2 separate regions of the Homo sapiens genome follow, and region 1 is linked to region 2. Evidence: chromatin loops called from intact Hi-C (ENCODE). Cell type or tissue: CD4-positive, alpha-beta T cell. All regions are shown on one strand. Each heading gives the region's core, and the rest is flanking DNA. Links, peaks and the distances in the headings are about the cores only.

Region 1 (10,131 bases), core at 1-8,000, 58 kb after region 2:
GCGTGACTCAGTGGGCTCTTACCTGAGAGAGAGTTGCATCTGCACATGCTTTCCTGGCGTCCTGGGAAGCAAGGACAGTGAGAAATTAGCAACCTTTCAGATACATTCAATCTCAGGTCCACACATACCAAAGTTTCAAAGAGAGCTTTCCTAAGCTGTCAGGAGCAAAAGCAGAATGTGAAAGAACGGCAGAGTCTCCTTGCATCTCAACACCCCATGGTCTACTACCATCTGTGGACTGTCCAGGCCACGCTGAACAGAGAACCAGTAGTACCCAAATCTGTCTAAGACCTGCAGCACAATATTCCTGGGGACCCACAGCTGTGGCCAGCACCGAGGAGACCACACTGCAAGCTGGGGCAGCACCCACACACCCGGGACCCTGGTGCTGCCTGTGCCCTCACTGCTGCACAGGCTGGCACACACGACTTGCTCTTTTTACAAAGCCCATCTAGGGTCAGGAAGGCTGTGGCCCAAAGAAAAGGTCTATTAAAAAAAAAAAAAAAAAAAAAAAAGTCTAAAAAGGACCAGATACCCAGCCCAAAAAAACTTTTCTTCAGACTGCATTAACTAAGTACTTTGTTTTCAAGAGAAACAATCATTAATTCTAAATTCTATGGAGGGCGCGGTCTCACGTCTGTAATCCTAGCACTTTGGGAAGCTGAGGCAGGAGGATCTCTTGAGCCCATGAGTTCAAGACCAGCCTGGGCAACAAAGTGAGACCTTGTCTCTACTAAAAATAAAAATTAAAAATTTAAGGAAAATAGGCTGGGTGTGGTGGCTGACACCTATAATCCCAGCACTTTGGGAGGCCGAGGTGGGTGGATCACCTGAGGTCAGGAGTTCAAGACCAGCCTGGCCAACATGGTGAAACCCCATCTCTACTAAAAATACAAAAAATAGCTGGGTGTGGTGGCGCACGCCTGTAATCCCAGCTACTCAGGAGGCTGAGGCAGGAGAATCACTTGAACCCGGGAGGCGGAGGTTGCAGGGAGCCGAGACTGCGCCACTGCACTCCAGTCTGGGAAACAGAGCAAGACTCCATCTCAAAAAAAACAAAAATAATAATAAAATAAAATAAAGGAAAACAAAGAAAAATAAATAAATTCTATGGAAAACGAGCAAGGGACCTGGAGCCAGACAATCAGATGTACATGAGCCTCTTGGCTGTTCTCGTTGCTCATCTACAAATGACCTGCGGCTGCAGGTAGGCACTGTGAAGGGATCCACCAATGCTAACTCAAGTGTCTTCATTACTAAGGGATCAAAGTTACTAGAAAATAGACCTGGAAATCTCAAAAGAGAACGTACGTTTAGAAATAGAAAGGTACGTAACATGAAGGAAAATAAGACAATGGCTAACAGGTTTAAAGTTTGAGTGTTGGTATAATTTTTTTTTTAATCACAACTATTTTTTTTTTTTGAGACAGAGTCTCGCTCTGTCTTGCCCAGGCGGGAGTGCTGTGTCGCGATCTCAGCTCACCGCAGCCTCCGCCTCCCAGGTTCAAGTGATTCTTCCCGTCTCAGCCTCTTGAGTAGCTGAGACCACAGGCGTGTGCCACCACACCGGCTAATTTAGTATTTTTAGTAGAGATGAGGTTTCACCATATTGGCCAGGCTGGTCTAGAACTCCTGACCTCAGGTGATCCGCTCATCTCAGCCTCCCAAAGTGCTGGGATTACAGGCGTGAGCCACCCCGCCTGGCCTCTTTTTTTTTTTAAACTATGTATTTATTTATTTTTATGACAGGATCTGGCTCTGTTGCCCAGCCTGGAGTGCAGTGATGTCATCACAGCTCACTGCAGCCTCGACCTCCTGGGCTCAGGTGACCCTCCCACGTCAGCCTCCTGAATAGCTGGGACTACAAGCATGCATTACTATGCCCGGCTAATTTTTTTTTTTTTTTTGTAGAGATGGGGATCTCGTCATGTTGCCTGTGGCTGGTCTTGAACTCCTGGGCTCAAATGATCCTTCCCCCTTGGCCTCCCAAAGTGTTGGGATTATAGGGGAGAGTTACCATGCCCAGCTGACACTTTCTAGTAAGAAAAATGTGTTTATATGCTGTCATCTGACCATCTACTTTCAAAATGGCAAATGGCATGTGCAGCCCTTACAGGCGTGCGTCCAAGTGCCCCACATGGGGAAGGTGGAGGACGAGTTCCCAGCGGTTCAGGCTTTTGGGGCAAACTGCTCACTGCAAATGATTTCTACTTTAGGAAGCTTGTGGGAATATTATAAACTGATAATATGGAAATATATTGGTCAGGCGCAGTGGCTCATGCCTGTAATCCCAACACCTCAGGCGGCTGAGGTGGGTGGATCACCTGAGGTCAGGAGTTCAAGACAAGCCTGGCCAACATGGTGAAACCCCATCCCTACTAAAAACACAAAAATTAACCAGGCATGGTGGCCGGCACCTGTAATCGTAACTATTTGGGGAGGCTGAGGCAGGAGAATCGCTTGAACCTGGGAGGCAGAGGTTGCAGTGAGCTGAGATCACACCACTGCACTCCAGCCCGGGCAACAGAGCGAGACTCTGTTTAAAAAAAAAAAAAAAAAAAAAAAAGGAACTATACTGAGATTATTATAAATATACCAAATTTATACATTCCAAATTCATCTTTAGTTAAGCTCTTTATTGGTCATTCTGCTTATAATTAAGACACACACAAAAAAATCGAGTATTTCTATGCAAGCAGTAACATTTGGAGTAAGGGGGATGAAGAATACTTAGAGCAGCAGAAGTCTTTTTGTCAATGAATTTTACTGGCAAGTACTGAGTTTAATATTTGTTTTTGAAATACTATTCTTGTTGATGTTACAGCCTTTGATTTTAAAACATCATAAGAAAATTTAAAATGGAGAAAATAAAACATGAGATTTAAGCAACTTCCCCCGGTTAGTGTCCAATGACTAAAATGAGTTTCTTAAGGTACAGTGTAACAGACTGTGGTGATACTACTGTTAAACCGAAGGAAAAACTACTGTAAAAACAACACACAGATAACTTCAATTCAATCTTTATTTTAGCCAATAACCAGCTTATTTAACTGAGTGCAGCACTTTGCAGAACAGACACCTTCAACTTTTAAAACTGTAGGAAGAAGTCTTTTAATGGAAACAAGCTCTATAACTGCTTAACAAAGAAGAAAAAGTCTTCAAGTTCTTTCAGATTAATTTCCAGTTTAATGGACTCCTGTAGATACATATTATGATGTCCACTTAAACCAGAGATGAACATATCCAAGCCACTCATCAGTTGATTTCTCATTCTTTTTGGATTTGTCAAATGACACAGTAACACACTTACTTTGGGGTTTCATCCTAAATTAAAGCCTGGGCCCTGCTCAGCATGGAGTCGCTGGACATTTTGGACCGGGCATCCATTGCAGCTGCCTCTCGCACGAATGGACCCTGCTCCCTTGCACTGGCTGGCATGCCGCTCCAGAACACATCTACGCCTGTGCATCCTGTGGAGCTTTCCTTACTCCATCAGCTACTCTGTGTATTTTAAGGCACACCATGTTTTAATCAGAATCCCTCTGAGAGCCTGTGTTTCCTCAATAATAATCAAAAGGAGCATGCAAGGTCCTTTAAGGGTCTTTTGGCTGAAAAACAAATCTAAGAAAGAAAACAGCCCCTTTTAGAATCATCTACAATTTCTTGTTTGATTCACTATGCTCTGCATTCTTTAACAAGCACGTATTCCTTGGGCAATCAGGAAAAAATGTTCTACATTTTAAAAATAAGTCTTCCTTTCCCATTTGGGGTAAAAGGACTTCAACAGCTTTTGCTGTCCCTGTCTCGTGCAAAGGAACTAACACAGCGCGGTTCCTGGTACTTCGGAGACAAAGCAGCTAGGCGCCTCTCCTAGTGAACGTCCCACCGCGGGGGCCATGACCTGCCTGTGGCTGCTGCGCACAGCAAACGGAACCAGGAGACTTGGGACAAAAACAGTGTCAAATATCTCAATTAAAATGTATTAATTACACATTGCATAATAAATAATATTTTAGATATACTGCCTTAGATAAAATTTGTTGGGCCAGGCATGGTGGTTCACACCTGCCAGCACTTTGGGAGGCTGAGGCGGGAAGATCCCTTGAGCCCTAGGAGTTCAAGACCAGCTGGGGCAACATGGTGGACTCTGTCTCTACAAAATTGAAAAAAACCAGCCAGGTGTGGCAGCATGCTCCTGTAGTTCCAGCTACTCGGGAGGCTGCAGTGAGCTGTGATCGCACCACTGCTCTCCAGCTTGAATGACTGACAGAGACCCTGTCTCAAAACACACAAACAAAAAAATGAAAAAAACCTTGTTAGGGTTAATTCCACCCGTTTCTTTTCATTCTTTTTCAAAAGACAGGGCCTTTCTACCTTACAAAGGCTGGTCTCAAGCTTTTGGGCTCATGCAATCCTCCTGCCTTGGTATCCCAAAGTACTGGGATTAACGGCATGAGCCACGGTGCCTGGCCGTCTCTCTTTTTACTTTTTTTTTTTTTTTTTTTGAGACGGAGTCTCGCTCTGTCTCCCAGGCTGGAGTGTGCAGTGGCGCGCTCTCGCCTCACTGCAAGCTCCGCCTCCCAGGTTCACGCCATTCCCTGCCTCAGCCTCCCAAGTAGTTGGGACTACAGGCGCCCACCACCACCACACCTGGCTAATTTTTTTTGTATTTTTTTTCTTTTAGTAGAGACGGGGTTTCACCGTGTTAGCCAGGATGGTATCGATCTCCTGACCTTGTGATCCACATGCCTCAGCCTCCCAAAGTGCTGGGATTACAGGCGTCAGCCACCGCGCCCGACCTCTTTTTACATTTTTTATGTGGCAACAAGAGCATGTGGGGAATGTCACGTGACATTTGTGCCAGCCCAAGAGGGAGCCCCCTGTGCAAGAAGGCCCTGGGGAATTCACAACGTGACAGGGTCCAAACCTCGGAAGGAGGTGCAACAGTTCCTTTTGGCCTTAATTTTTTAAATTTGGGTGTCTTTCACCTGTGCCATACAAGCTCTTTCCATCTGCTATGAATAGATCCAAGTCCACTATTTGTGAACAACTTATAGCTGTCAGAAAAACAAAATTTCTTCAAATATGCCAAATCACCCTACTATTTAAGACATTTTCAGGGTAAACTTTAAAATTCTGATTTCTAGGCCGGGCGTGGTGGCTCATGCCTGTAATCCCCGCACTTTGGGAGGCCGAGGTGGGCGGATCACGAGGTCAGGAGATCGAGACCATCCTGGCTAACACGGTGAAACCCCATCTCTACTAAAAGTACAAAAAATTAGCCGGGTGTGGTGGCGGGCGCCTATAGTCCCAGCTCCTCAGGAGGCCGAGGCAGGAGAATGGTGTGAACCCAGGAGGAGGAGCTTGCAGTGAGCTGAGATCGCGCCACTGCACTCCAGCCTGGGGAACAGGGCGAGACTGTCTCCAGAAAAAAAAAAAAAAAAAAAAAAAAATCTGATTTCTATAAGATGAAATATAGTCTCAAAAGCAGGTGGTAAAGAGCTGAGAGTGTTCTGAACCCCCCCAAAAACCCAGTTAGATTATTATTAAATAACAACACTTTGCTTTTCTTTTTTACTTGCCAAAAACCATGCTGACTTAAAATGAACAGCAGAAGCTTAAGTATTAAGTCAGGCAAAATTTGAATACCTTTTGGTTTTATTTAAATAGATATTTCAGAGAATAATTTTATATCAAACTAAATATTTCAGAACACATTTGATTAATTTTGGTGGAGGGGACATGTTAAACAAGTCTGATCAGAGCAAACTATTAAAAAAATCTAAGTCTTCCCTATTCACCTATGTAAGATCTTTTAAATGTTAAGATTTAAAATTCTTACAGTAGAGGATACTTTGTTTTCTCTTTGGCTGTAAATCTCAGAGAATTCCATTATTTTTTCTCAAGTTCAGGAACAAGTTGCCTAAAATTATGTTGGTGTTTCTCTCTCCAAATCCTGGTGGGCTTTCTAAACATGTAATTGGCCGTTTAAAAGGAAATACTTGACTTCATCCTTGCACTGGAGTCAGAAAAATAAACTGTTGTTTTTTATTTTATTTTACTGTATTTTGAGAAGGTGTCACTTTGTCACCTAGGCTGCAGTGCAGTGGTGCAATCACAGCTTACTATACAGCCTCAACCTCCTGGGCTCAAGTGATCCTCCTGGGTAGCTCAGACTACAGGCGCGCACCACCATACCCAGCTTATAAACTGTTATTTAGGTATGTACTGAATGTCATCAGCTTCCTGTACAGCGACACTCTGAAGAACAGCTAAAGCTTGACAGAGCAAACAAGAGTAAGAGAAAGCTCTTACATCAAATGGACAAAACCTAAAAACATACTGAAGACGTGGTTTTTCCTGAGAAGTCTGCCTCTTTTTCTCTTACTCTTCACATCAGCAGTTTCAGAAAGGAAACACATACTTGCATTAAATGTTTCTCTATAAAATATTTACTAGAAGTACTGCTTCACAAAAGTAGGAGCAGCAGAATGAATTCCATTTAGACCTACTGCTCCTCCCTTTTCAGAAAGTTATGAGGCAAGAGAATTGCTTGAAAGAGGTTGCAGTGAGACGAGATCGCGCCACTGCACTCCAGCCTGGGCACAACAGAGTGAAACTCTCTCTCAAATAAAAGTTTATGAACTCTGCAATTTAACATCCTACATCAGTCACAGACTGGAATTTAATGTTTTAGAATTCTGTGAAAGGTATTCTTTTTACAGTGCAGTTTATTTACACACGGTAAATAAATTTATCTTCAATTTTTTTTTTATTTTTCAGGGTCTCACTCTGACGCCCAGGTTGGAGTGCAGTGGCACAATCTCGGCTCACTGGATCCTCTGCCTCCCGGGTTCAAGGGATTCTCTGACTTTAGCCTCCTGAGTAGCTGGGAATACAGGCACACACCACCACACCCAGCTAATTTTTATATTTTTTGTAGAGATGGGGGTTTCACTATGTTGCCCTGGCTGGTCTCGAACTCCCGACCTCAGGTGATCCACCCGCCTTGGCCTCCCAAACTGCTGGGATTCCAGGCATGAGCCCCCCACACCCGGCCTCTATCTTGGATTTAGATATATCTGCTCCATCTAGCAGTCTATCAGAAGCTGTAGATTCCAATCATCACCGCTAGGGAAGATCTTTCAAAATTAGGAAAAAATACATCAGATATACCTGAAATACTTTTTTTATTGTTGTTAATACTCTTACTTTTAAGCAAGTTTTCTGCTGTCAATAGTCCCAATATTCAGGGGAGGGAGGTAGATATCACAGTCTGATCAGTGGCCCAGGGTATCACAAATTTTCAAGGTTATGATAAAGAATGCAAAAGACACTTATAAATTCTACGGAGACATCTGGTGTATATTCAAATAACAAATTGTATACAGAAAGCAAAATCCCAAAAACAATGTACTAGGCTAAGTATCTAGATCTATAATTAGTACATCCTGGGCCAACTAAGATTCAATTTCATATAAAACATAGAACAAGTCATCCTGTAAACCATTTTTCCTAAAACAAGTAACATCTAACCTGAAACTCAAATGATTAATAAAACCAAGCACACACAACTACATACTCGAATCTGGTTCTTAAGTTGCTCGGCCTCCTGCCGTAACTGGTCAAGCTCACTCATCTTCCGATCTTAGTGCTCTTCAATGCCACCTTCAAGAATGTGAGATCTGAAACAGAAAGACAAGCACAATCAATAAACAACTGTTGGATAATTTAATGAAGCAGGTGAGAAAAGTAAATTGAAAGTTTAAGGTGGGCGTGGTGGCTCAAGCCTGTAATCCCAGCACTTTGGGAGGCCGAGGCGGGCAGATCACGAGGTCAGGAGATCGAGACCATCCTGGCTAACACGGTCAAACCCCTTCTCTACTAAAAATACAAAAAAATTAGCCAGGCATGGTGGCAGGCGCCTGTAGTCCCAGCTACTTGGGAGGCTGAGGCAGGAGAATGGCGTGAACCTGGGAGGCAGAGCTTGCAGTGAGCCGAGATGGCGCCAGTGCACTCCAGCCCGGGCTTCACAGCAATACTCCGTCTCAAAAAAAAAAAAAAGGAAAGTCTGAGAACTATGGTCTCATTACAAACCAGAGAACTTTTCTTCAGCATTCATCAGAACTTATACAATGGCTAAGTAGGGCCAGGTAAATAAAATATAATTATGATTATTTATTGGCTTTGCATAATATTACAATGTCTAAAATACTACTCAACATATGCTGGTGGGTTATAAAAAGAAAAATCTGTTAAGCATTTTTCATAAAAAAATCTAGGTCTCCCTATAAATCCAAGAACATAAGACTGACATTTAGGCCAGGTGTGGTGGCTCATGCCTGTAATCCCAACAATTTGGGAGGCCAAGGCGGGTGGATCACTTGAGGTCAGGAGTTCAAGACCAGCCTGGCTAACATGGTGAAACCCGATCTCTACTAAAAATACAAAAATTAGCTGGGCATGGTGGCACACGCCTGTAATCCCAACTACTTGGGAGGCTGAGGTAGAAGAATCATTTGAACCTGGGAGGCAGAGGTTGCACTGAGCCAAAATCACACCACTGCATTCCGGCCTGGGTGACAGAGCGAGACTCCATCTCAAAATAAAAAAAATAAAACCTGACACTTAGGATAGCTATCGCATGAAGACCTAGGGGAAGTTACTTCAGGGAACGGGGGTGAGTGGCAACCTGGCAACCAAGAATCTCAAAGCCACCTCATCTCAGTAACCATGAACCGCTACTGGTCAAAAGCTGTCAGGATGCTCACACAGCAATCCTGAGCACACAGGGTGTGTCCAGCAGTTTTTTGGCTCAGGGACAACCCACTCTCCCACCCAAGTGAGCCCTGGGATCCCAGGAGGCTCAGAAACAACACCTTGATCCTTATAGGTGCAGGCTAAATTAGGCTCAGTACAAGCCGCCCTGCCTTCTCGCCCTACTCACGTTAGACAATATTCCTGAAATCAAAGTAAAAACTAAATCACCTTGTTAAACAAGAGACTTATTTTCCCAAGAGAATGTCATAAATGGAGGCTGCATTTCTGACCAAGATCTTAGCTGTTAATGTATGACTGAAGATCTTGGCTGTTAAGTATGACTCAAGTATAACAAAGCTGAGGACACAGTTGCTAATGTCTTTAATCCCTTACAATTAGCTCTCACATGCAAGTACGGCTTATGCAAGCACTTCAATTTCCTACATAAATTACACAGAGGATCAATTTTACCATTATAACTTTTGTGTAAGTCAAAAGGCTAATACAATATACATCAAAATCTAACTGATAGCAGTTATTTTCTTGAGATTAAAACCCATCTGTGGGAAACTATCCGATGACCTAAGAAGCTCAGCCGTCAGTTTCCAGTCTGAACTTTCCTAGTGTGCCTAAAGGAATTCGAATAACCTACAGTATAGATACTTGATGTCTACGGTCCACAGAACCAGAAAGGCCTGCAAGGCATGCCCCGTAACACGAGCACGCAGACCAGGCATCCTGCTGCCACTGCTCTCTGGGGAGGCAGGCTGCACAGCAACACGGTGTCAGAAAGATTTCTGACCAAATAGTTGTTTCTAAAGGCATTATTTGAAACGGATGTTTTAATCATGAGGAAAGCTTCACTAAGGAAAAATACCTCAGGCCTCCCTGCACACATGGAGCATCACCGGAATTAGGTATGGACAAGGTCACACCTCAAGGGCAGTTTATTCTTAAGGGATAAGACTGGTTAATTCTTTCCCTGGTTTTCACATATAAATCCTAGCGACTGTGATTTGTGGACGTTAATGTGTTAAGCAGTAAGAGTGCCAGGACAAGATGAGCAGTGTCTCAGATGGAAGCTGTCTGGATGCCTTGTGCTTTGCATTCTTTCTGCATGCCCTGACACTACTCACTTGTATTTCACACATGATCAAATTATATTATGCACACAATTTTGCAGAGTTGGGGGTAGTTTTATTTCACCAGCACCCCGCACGCATAATAGAGAATTGTTCTTAGTCTGTAAAGCTACTTTAATCCTTCCAAAATCAACATGAAGAAAACAAGTTAATGTTATGAAGTACCCCGAATTAAACTGTTTTAGTTAACACACACAGTTTCTGATCATTTAAACACTAAAAAGTAAAG
Region 2 (10,212 bases), core at 1,031-9,030:
ACTAAGTCAAAAGAGCTTCCTACACTTATAAAAATCAAACAAAACAAAACAGTTTCCTCATTGGTCACATGGTCCTCCTGCCTAATCCCTTCTGAAAAAAAGTCCTCAGTTCAGCAGCAAAGAGGCCACACTTCAGCTCCCTGCTCCTAACTGAGCCGGGTGGGACCAAGCCCTCTGTTCCCGTGGCCTCAGACCTGGCCAAGTACCCAGCCTCCAGCCTCGCCCCAGCACTGCGCCAGCCACCGCTCTGGCCCGCGGAACCGGCTGGGCCCCAGGGAAGGCACCCTCAGGCCACAGTCAGGTGGAAGGGCGTTCCCTGCCTCCTAGCCCGCTGCGTCACTCTGCTTGGCTCCGGCCCAAGGGCGTGCAGGTGGCTCACGGTCCTCCGGCCTGGTCAGCCAGCAAAGCCCCCGCCCTGCACACGGCTCCCCCTGCTCTCCCCGCCAACAGTCACCACTGACCCAGTGGCCTGGCCTACACCCATTCCAGCCCTGAGGCTCAGCTGAGCCCAGCCAGAGCCACCAGCAGCGGCGTCGTACACCGGCCCAGGCACCCACCGCTGTGTGTGACCACAAACCAGCGCCTCGACCTCTTCCTGGGTCACCTGCAAAGCAGGACACCAGCCCTTGCAGGCACGCACGGCTGTGGGTACTGCACGGAGAGGGCAGGGGGTGGCGTGAAGCTTGCAGGCACACACGGCTGTGGGTACTGCACGGAGAGGGCAGGGGGTGGCGTGAAGCCAGCATGGCCACAGCCTGGCCCGCCTGGCCAGCTCCTACTGAGACTGTCTCACACATGGGTGGCCACGCACACTGTGACACACGGGCACTCACGCACCTCCACAACACAGGCCCACCAATTCCCTGGACAACAAAACAGGAAGCGGGTGCCCTCCTCACCAGGCGCCCCCACAGGGTCTTGCTCTGGACTATCAGGGAAGACGGAAGTTCAGATGCATGGGAAGCCCTGCCCCTCCACAGCGGGGATGGGAAGCGGGAGGTTATGATCCCAGAGACACAGAGCCCAGAGGGGGCGTGCTCCCATGGGGGTGCCGAGAAAGCTGCATGCCCCTCAAGGCTGCCCCACAAACCCACCGCTTCCTCCTGCGGGGCTGTCTGGCCTCGGGCAGCTCGGGGACCACTGAGTACGCCCTGGTCTGAGGGCTGAGGCAGAACATGCACCTGTCCGGTGACCCCGCCCTGGCCCGAGTGACTGACGGCTGGTGAAGGCAGCAGCTGAGATGCGAGTGACAAAGGAGTGGCTCTGCCAGGACCAGGAAGTGCAGGGAGGGCACCAGGCAGCGGGGGAGAGGCCCGGTGGGGTGCCAGGGACACAGCAAGCACAGGATGGCGGGACAGAGCCACGGCGGGGCCGGGAGGGCAGTGGAGCACTCTGGGTCACCCACGTGGCTGCTGTGCAGGGAAGGGATGGTGAGGCCGCGGCGAGTGGTCAGGAGTCCACACAGCGGAGGGCAGCCGGGCAATAGTGCAGGGGAGCTGCTTGGATATTTTGGGATCAAAGTGACAGAATCTGCAGATGGACTGGATGAGGGAAAGCAAACAGGGGTCGGGCCCCCCGCCTCAGGCATTTGGCAGCAGTGACAGGTCACAGACACTCCGGGAACCAGTGGCACTGAAAGGGCTGGGCCTCAAAAGCACAAGTGCGAGTCACTTCCATCCTAAGGGGCTCCGTCAGCGTCTGGAGCAGCAAGGCCAACCCCCGTCCTGCCTGGGACGCACGCTGCCGCGGGGCCCACACTTTGCAGAGCAGCTCCTCGGATGACTCCCCCGTGGCTCCTGGGACCTGAACTTCGGTGACAGCCCAGGGCTGGGGCCTCCGTCCCTGCTGTGCGCCCCCAGCCTCCATGGCACCGGTGCCTGTCAGCAAAGGGCCATGCAGTGGCCGCCCCCGTATCACACGGCCGCATTGCGCTTTCTGGTCAACAGTCCCCAGCAGCCTGCGCGCTGGAACACTCGGCCCTTCCGCATGGTCCTCCCTTGCAGAAAGTGAAGCATCCATGACTCCGTGAAGGAGGAGGCCCTGAAGAGAGCCCGTTCTGCACAGAGGAAGAGAGCCCGTTCTGCACAGAGGCCTGAGAGCTGAGGCACCAGTCCCAGAAGCAAAGGCTTCTCTGGGGAAGAGGCAATGAGGATGTCTACCAGGTGCAGAATACGACTCTCAGGGCTGGCTGGGAGCTCACTTTTTTCTCTGGAGACAGTCTTGCTCTGTCGCCCAGGCGGAATGCACTTTGATAATCACAGCTCCCTGCAATCTCAACCTCCCAGGTTCAGGTGATCCTCCCGCCCCAGCCTCCTTGGCAACTGGGACTACAGGTGTGTGCAACGATGCCTGCTAATTTTTGTATTTTTCTGAGTCTGAGTCTTGCTCTGTCGCCCAGGCTGGAGTGCAATGGTGCGATCTTCGGCTTACTGCAACATCTGCCTCCCGGGTTCAAGCAGTTCTCTGTCTCAGCCTCCCAAGTAGCTGGGATTATAGGCACGCGCCACCATGCTTGGCTAATTTTTGTACTTTTAGTAGAGATGGGGTTTCACCATATTGGCCAGGCTGGTCTTGAACTCCTGACCTCGTGATCCGCCCCCCTTGGCCTCCCAAAGTGCTGGGATTACAGGTGTGAGCCACCGCAGCTGACCAATTTTTGTGTTTTTTGTAGGGATGGGCTTTCACCATGTTGCCCGGGCTGGTCTCAAACTCCTGGGCCCAAGTGATCTGCCTGCTTCGGACTCCCACAGTGCTGGGACTGCAGGTGTGAGCCACTGCGCCCAGCCTGGATTATAATTCTTTACACATAAAACACAGATATCAGATCGATCACTGTTGCGTTTTTCCCATGACACTATGACGGGCCTCCAGGCAGAATGTGTTGACAAACTGAACCATCAAATAGCAAACGCAACCCACCCCAGAATTCTCACTCACTCTTAAAGAAACAAAAAGGCAGCCCTGAGGATCTCATGTGGAAGCCGCCACACCCACGGGCTGTGACCCGGTCTCCAGGCCCCGGCTCGCCTGCCGTCCACTTTCTCAAAGCCACTGGAAAAGCCACAGCTGGGGAGCCCCCGCTCGGATGCCTGCACTCAGGGGGTTCAGGGAGGACGCCCATGTGGCTTTTTGTTTAAATGACCTAAACATGTACTTCTCACATGAAGTGCTAGAATCTTCCTCAACACAGCGATCCCACAACTCCACACACATCCCGAGGACTCCCCCATCCCATGGCCCCCGGCACTCACATGATGGTCTAGGGGTTCTCTCCCTTCCAAGAACCCCCCGTCCTGGGGCCCCAGCACTCACATGATGGTCTGGGGGTTCTGCAGCACACAGGCCTTTGGTCCAAAAGTGGTCACCGGGCATGGCCCATGAAGAGAGCGTGTCCTCCTGTGGGGAGAGGGCAGTGTCAGAGCCACCAGGGCCTGAAACCAGACATGCAGTGACAGACACAGATACAGAGGAGGTTACACGGTAAGGCATACATGCAATTTGAAAGATGCCAACTCCATCTGCCCAGCAGCCACACAATAGCCCTTGGAAGGTTCTGCCCAGGTCCATGGCTGCACTGGAGCGGCACCTGTGAGGAGCACGCATGCCCACGCGCCGCTCAGATCATGACCCAAGCCGGGGAGAGCTTCAGCCCAAACAAGGAAAATGCCAGGGCCAGGGCCAGCCTGGGATCAGAATTCCTCAGTGTCTCCAGGACCCCTCTCTAGATCTGCATTTGGGACTCAAAACCTGAGACAACATCTCATCTCTAAATCGTCTAGATTAAAATTCTAGCACAAATGTTCACTCTGAACTCATGTCAATAAAAAAGACGTAGGCCGGGCGCAGTGGCTCACACTTGTAATCTCAGCACTTCAGGAGGCTGAGGTGGGTGGATCACGTGAGGTCAGGAGTTTGAGACCAGCCTGGCCAACATGGTGAAACCCCCATCCTTACTAAAAAAAGAAAAATTAGCCAGGCCTGGTGGCGTGTGCCTGCAGTCCGAGCTACTCAGGAGGCTGAGGCAAGAGAACTGCTTGAACCCAGGAGGTGGTGGTTGCAGTGAGCCGAGATCGAGCCACTGTACTCCAGCCTGGCTGAAAAAAGTGAAACTCTGTCTCAAAATGAATGAATGAATGAATGAATGAATGAATGAATAAAAGACGCCAGATGAACGGCTCAACAACTTTCCTAGTGATTTAAACATGGCCAGGTCACAGTTAAATCACCCAGCCAGGGGCTGTGGCAGCCGCACGCGTCCTGGGGAGAATGCTGTCAGGACCGCTGTGCTCCTCAGGGTCCAGCACTGAGGCTGCCCTCGTCCTAGGTGCCCGGGAGCCTCCCAGTCCCTTCACAAACTCAGAAAACTTGCACACAGCTGGCCAGGCAACGGCCCAACAAAATCCTCAAGTCCCAATGCAGAAGAACGGCCTTCCGCTGCCTCGCAGGGCCAGACAACCCCAGGAGAGCCGTGGTGCCCTGAGGGCTGCTCCACAGGTGACACAGGCGTGGCCATCAGTGGTCACGGACTTGTTTACCTCAGCCTTTTAAAAATTGGTAAGTACAGGCCGGGTGCAGTGACTCACGCCTGTAATCCCAGCACTTTGGGAGGCCAAGGCAGGCGGATCACGAGGCAGGAGATTGAGACCATCCTGGCTAACACGGTGAAACCCTGTCTCTACACAAAAATACAAAAAATTAGCCGGGCGTTGTGGCTCACGCCTGTAATCCCAGCACTTTGGGAGGCTGAGGTGGGCGGATCACCTCAAGTCAGGTGTTCGAGACCAGCCTGGCCAACATGGTGAAATCCCATCTCTACTAAAAATACAAAAATTAGACAGGCGTGGTGGCATATGCCTGTAATCCCAGCTACTCAGGAGGCTGAGGCAGGAGAATCACTTGAACTCGGGAGGCAGAGCTTGCAGTGAGCCTAGATCACACCACTGCACTCCAGCCTGGGCGACAGAGCAAGACTCCATCTCAAAAAAAAAAAAAAAAAGAAGAAGAAAACGAAGTACATTACAAAAGAATTTTACTTACTTACGAACTGAAAAGATTATTGCGGAAAACAATGTTTCTCGAAGTGGGTGTTGGGATTTAATGTTTCCTTCCCAAGGACAGGCTATGCTTGGGCGTATTTGGCTACCTCCTCCCCCACCTCACCCTGAAGGCGCCTGTCACTCACTATGGAGGCGACCTCTGACCCAGGGCTGCTGTCATCAGGTTCAGAATGCAACAGAAATGGTGCATTATGCCAAAGAACCCACAGGAAAAAAAAATAAAACCCCAAAGCAATTCTGTTCACGCAGTCACTGCGCTGGGGTGGCCTGGAGGTACAGGACAACGACCCCCACTGACAACGAGGCAACGAGGCATCTGAGAAAGGCTGAGTGGTGACGTGGTGCCTGCGGGATGAAGGCAGCCACCAGCGCTCGTAGCCTCCTGGCTCAGGCAGCGACTCTGTAGACAGAAAACGTGGGAGTAGCCTGTTTCTCCACGGCTGCCACCACGTCAGAGGCGCTACAGGCTCTCCCATCTCACTGGGTAAGACAACATGCTTTCTAAGACTACTTTTCACCAAAAAGCCCCCCTTGCATTTGATAGTCGTGATCCTTGTTAGGCAGCGCCGGCTCTGGCAAGCTTCCACCTAAAACTCACCACATTTACCATCACCAGAACCGAGAGCACCATCCCCAGGCACCATCACAGCTGTGCTTGTGCGGCCACCGTCATGCAAAGCCCGGGGCGCTGTTGCCCAAGCAGCATTGTGCAAGGGTGAGCGCTGTGGGCACTCTTGGCACAGGAGGGAGCCACTTGCCCAACATGTGAGAGGGCTGGGCCCGCCCAAGGCCACGCTCATAACTCTGCCTCCACCAGCCCTGCTCACAGTGCAGAACCCCCCAGCCTTCGCCTCTCAAAACAAGCAGAGCCAAGAGGGATGTCCCCTCACACCCCAGTGACTTCTGTAGAGCAAATGTTTCCAGGCCAGGCACAGTGGCTTGCACCGGTAATCCCAGCACTTTGGGAGGCTGAGACGGGCAGATCACCTGACGTCAGGGGTTCAAGACCAGCCTGGCCAACATGGTGAAACCCCGTCTCTACAAAAATACAAAAATTAGCCGGGCATGGTGGTGCACGCCTGTAATCCCAGCTTCTTGGGAGGATGAGGCAGGAGAATCACTTGAACCTGGGAGGCGGAGGTTGCAGTGAGCCAAGATTGCGCCACTGCACTCCAGCTTGGGGGACAGAGCGAGACTCAGTCTCAAAAAAAAGTTTCCTCTCCAAGTGCGCTTCAGTCTAACATCAAGGGTCAGCGTAGGCGCCAGTTAGATGGTTCTGTGCTGATACAGACAGATAGAGAAACACGGTGGCACCCTGTGCCTGTGCTGGCACCTGGGAACGTGCGCCAGGCAGGTGTCCATGGGCCAGGATCCCCCTTCAAGGGCACAGCTTCACCTGGGCAAGGACCCAGCCTCACCTTCCGGATGCATCGACGCAGACTACTCAGGAGAATTCTTCATAATCGTTTTAAGAAAGAATATTATGAAATCAGACGAGAAAAAAAAGAGGAACCATCCCTCCCAGTTGTACCTGAACTCCTTGGTGCTCCCCAGGGCGGGCGAGGCAGACAGGCTGCGAGACTTGGCCCGGCCCCGGATGGGGTGGTTGTAACTCCAGGTCTCATCGCCGTGGCAGGCCGAGCAGCAGTAAGCAGCCGCGTCTGGACTCAATTCCTTATTCATGGTCATTTTTTCTTGTTCCATTTCCATTGTCAGGAAATGAGAACTTCGGTCAGAAAAACACTGATGCCTTAATTTAATAAAATAAATAATGTAAATAAAGTAAATAAATATGTATGAAACAATAATAATTTACACATACATATGTTCCATTTCATCAAGGGGAAAAAATGGCTGAAGTCCAATTTACCAAAGTACTTTGAAAACAGACTGTTTCCATTGCAAAGATATTTAAGAACTACTCTAGGTTTTTGGCTGGGTGCCGTGGCTCACGCCTGTCATCCCAGCACTTTGGGAGGTAGAGGCGGGCAGATCACTTGAGGCCAGGAGTTCGAAACCAGCCTCGCCTGACCAATATGGTGAAATCCCGTCTCTACTAAAAATACAAAAATTAGCTGTGGTGGGCGCCTGTAGTCCTAGCTACTCGGTAGACTGAGGCAGGAGAATCGCTTGAACCCAGGAGGTGGAGGCTGCAGTAAGTCGAGATCATGCCATTGCACTCCAGCCTGGGTGACTAGAGTGAAACTTCATCTCAAAATTTTTTCTGTAAAATAATATTAACAAAAAAAATTGTTTCAAAAAAGAACAAAATAGAAAGTCACACTGTGTGGCCAGGTGTGGTGGCTCATGCCTGTAATCCCAGCACTTTGGGAGGCTGGAGAGAAAGGATCAGTTGAGGCCAGGGGTTCAAGACCACTCTGGGCAACAAAGAACTCTTCTCTAGCAAAAAAAAAATTAGCCGGGCATGGTAGCCCATGAGCGAGACCCTGTCTTAAGAAAAGAAAGACTCTGGCCAGGTGCGGTGGCTCACCTGAGGTCGGGAGTTTGAGACCAGCCTGACCAACATGGAGAAACCCCCATCTCTATTAAAATTACAAAATTAGCTGGGCGTGGTTGCGCATGTCTGTAATCCCAGCTACTTGGGAGGTTGAGGCAGGAGAATCGCTTGAACCCGGGAAGCGGAGGTTGTGGTGAGCTGAGATTGTGCCACTGCACTCCAGCCTGGGCAACAAGAACGAAAGAAACTCCGTCTCAAAAAAAAAAAAAAAAAAAAAAAAAAAAAAAAAAAAAAAAGACAGGCTCTTTTCTCGTAAACAATACAACACATTAATGAGAGAGAAAGTGTGCAATTTCAAATACCCTAGTCCAGAAAAGCTGTCAAATAAAATTGAACCAGCAGATATGTTGTGAACTCCATGCCTTGCATCGTGAATTCAGCGCCAATGAAATATTTACCAAACTGACCAATATTAAGCCTCAAAGAAAACTGGTGAGGATAGAAAACCTCACCCTTTTTTCCCCTTTTTCTTTTTCTTTTTTTTTTTTTGAGACAGGATCCCACCTCAGCCTTCCAAGTAGCTGGGACTACAGGAGTACAGCACCACGTCCAGCTAATTTTTTTTCCTTTGGTAGAGACAGGGTGTCTTGCTCTGTTGCCCAGGCTGGTCTTCAATTCCTGGCCTCAAGTGATCCTCCCAACTCAGCCTCCCAACACAGTGCTAGGATTATAGGCATGAGCCACCATGCCTGGCCTAGAACCTCATCTTTTTTTTTTTGAGACAGAGTCTCACTCTGTCGCCCACGCTGGAGTGCAGTGGTGTGATCGCAGCTCACTGCAACGTCTGCTTCCCGGGTTCAAGTGATTTTCCTGCTTCAGCCTCCCTAGCAGCTGGGACTACAGGCGTGCGCCACCACGCTCAGCTAATTTTTTTGAATTTTTAGTAGAGATGGGGTTTCACCATGTTGGCCAGGCTGGTCTCCAACTCTTGACCTCAAATGATCTGCCCGCCTCAGCATCCCGAAGTGCTGGGATTACAGGCGTAAGCCACCACGCCCAGCCTAGAACCTCATCTTCTGACCACAATACAATAAAACCAGGAAGAGATAGAAACAAAGAAAAGCCCTCAGCCACTTGGAAGTTTCTGAACTTTCTCTTAAGCAACCCAGGGATCAAAGTGAAGATCAGACCCAACATCTGGAACACCCAGAAGCTGGAGGTGACATAAACAGGCTGCCAGGGTCGGTTCAATCCCATCAAAGCTGGGTCACAGCCCATGGGAAACCATGAACTGAGCATTCAAGCCAATAAAGCCAGAAATAGAATAAAACAAGCTTCAGAAGAACAGAAGAGGGGCCGTGCACAGAAACAATAAAAATCACTCAACAGAGGCTAAACACACAAAATAAAGCCAAACATACCTTCTCATTAAAGAAGATAAATCTTAATGAGGACAAGGTAGATTCTGGCATTAAAAAGGATAAATGTGACATTATGGACTGAATGTGTCCTCCCCAAATTTATTTTTTATTTTTATTTTGTAGAGACAAGGTCTCTCTGTGTTGCCTAGGCTGGTCTCAAACTCCTGGGCTCAGGTGATCCTCCTGCCTTGGCTTCCCAAAGTGCTTGGACTATAGGTGTGAGCCACTCCACCCAGCAATCCCCCCAAATTCCTACATTGAAGCCCTAACTTCCAGTGTGGCTGAATATGGAGGTGGGCCTCTAAGAAAGGAGTTAAATGGGCGCGGTGGCACACATCTGTAATCCTAACACTGTGGGAGGCTGAGGCGGGCAGATCATCTGAGGTCAGGAGCTCAAGACCAGCCTGACCAACATAGTGAAACTCTGTCCCTAAAAAATACAAAAATTAGCCGGGCGTGGTGGCGGGCGCCTGTAATCCTAGCTACTTGGGACGCTGAGGCAGGAGAAATGCTTGAACCCAGGAGGCAGAGGTTGCAGTGAGCCGAGATTGTGCCACTGCACTCCAGCCTGGGCCACAAGAGCAAAACTCCGTCTCAAAAAAAAAAAAAAAAGAAAAAATGAGGTCATAAGTGTGGGGTCTGATCAGACAGAATGAGCATCCTTGTAAGAAGAGACACCAGGCTAGGCACGGTGGCTCACTCATGTAATCCCAGGGCTTTGGGAGGCTGAGGTAAGAGGATCACTTGAGGCCAGGAGTTCAGGAACAGCCTGGGCAACATAGCAGGATTCTGTCTCTACAAAACAAAAACAAAAACAAAACCAAAACAAAAACAGTTGGACACAGTGGTGCATGCCTGCAGTCCCAGGTACTTGGAGGCTCCGGCAAGAGGATCAATGAGCCCAGGAGTTTGAGGTTTTGCAGTGAACTGTGATTGTGCTGTTGCACTCCAGCCTAGGCAATAGAGACCCTGTCTCAAAAACAAAACAGAACACCAGAGAGCTCTCTCCTCACCTCTGTTCCCACCCTCACTGGGCACAAAAGTAAAGCCATGTGGGGACACAGAGAAGATGGCCATTACAGTGAGAAAGAGAGTCTTTACGATGAACCAAATTAGCTGGGACCCTGACCTTGGACTCTTGGCCTCCAGAGCTCTGAGAACAAACATTTTTGTTGTTTACCCGCCCCCTGCCCCATGCCTGTGGCACTTTGTTACAGCAGCCTAAATAAAACAACTAAAATATGTGAGATGATGGCAAGGTGGGCAGAAGGAAAGT

Evidence for each region. A loop is a pair of places that touch in the nucleus more often than their neighbours do. Peaks named below come from ENCODE experiments on the same cell type or tissue, not always from the same donor. Only the 100,000 strongest peaks of a DNase experiment are listed, where the experiment ranks them.
Region 1: a loop joins it to region 2, with 2.1 times the contacts of the local background. A loop is called at or near these places in 3 of 110 quality-filtered maps.

What each region holds. Positions count from the first base shown.
Region 1 is chr1:1,817,815-1,827,945 of GRCh38, forward strand. It overlaps GNB1 (G protein subunit beta 1), which reads right to left. Exons shown (of 12, transcript NM_002074.5): 3 at 7,583-7,685; 4 at 23-61. The coding sequence starts at 7,639. Among named protein-coding and RNA genes, the nearest start is that of NADK, 44 kb to the left of the region's middle. RefSeq lists an enhancer at 8,194-9,097. In CD4-positive, alpha-beta T cell, for the core only: no CTCF peak of the experiment used is centred there; no DNase peak of the experiment used is centred there; H3K27ac peaks cover 358 bases.
Region 2 is chr1:1,758,640-1,768,851 of GRCh38, forward strand. It overlaps NADK (NAD kinase), which reads right to left. Exons shown (of 12, transcript NM_023018.5): 2 at 6,589-6,807; 3 at 3,313-3,396. The coding sequence starts at 6,767. Among named protein-coding and RNA genes, the nearest start is that of NADK, 15 kb to the right of the region's middle. RefSeq lists an enhancer at 1,355-2,312. In CD4-positive, alpha-beta T cell, for the core only: no CTCF peak of the experiment used is centred there; a DNase peak (open chromatin) is centred at 5,802.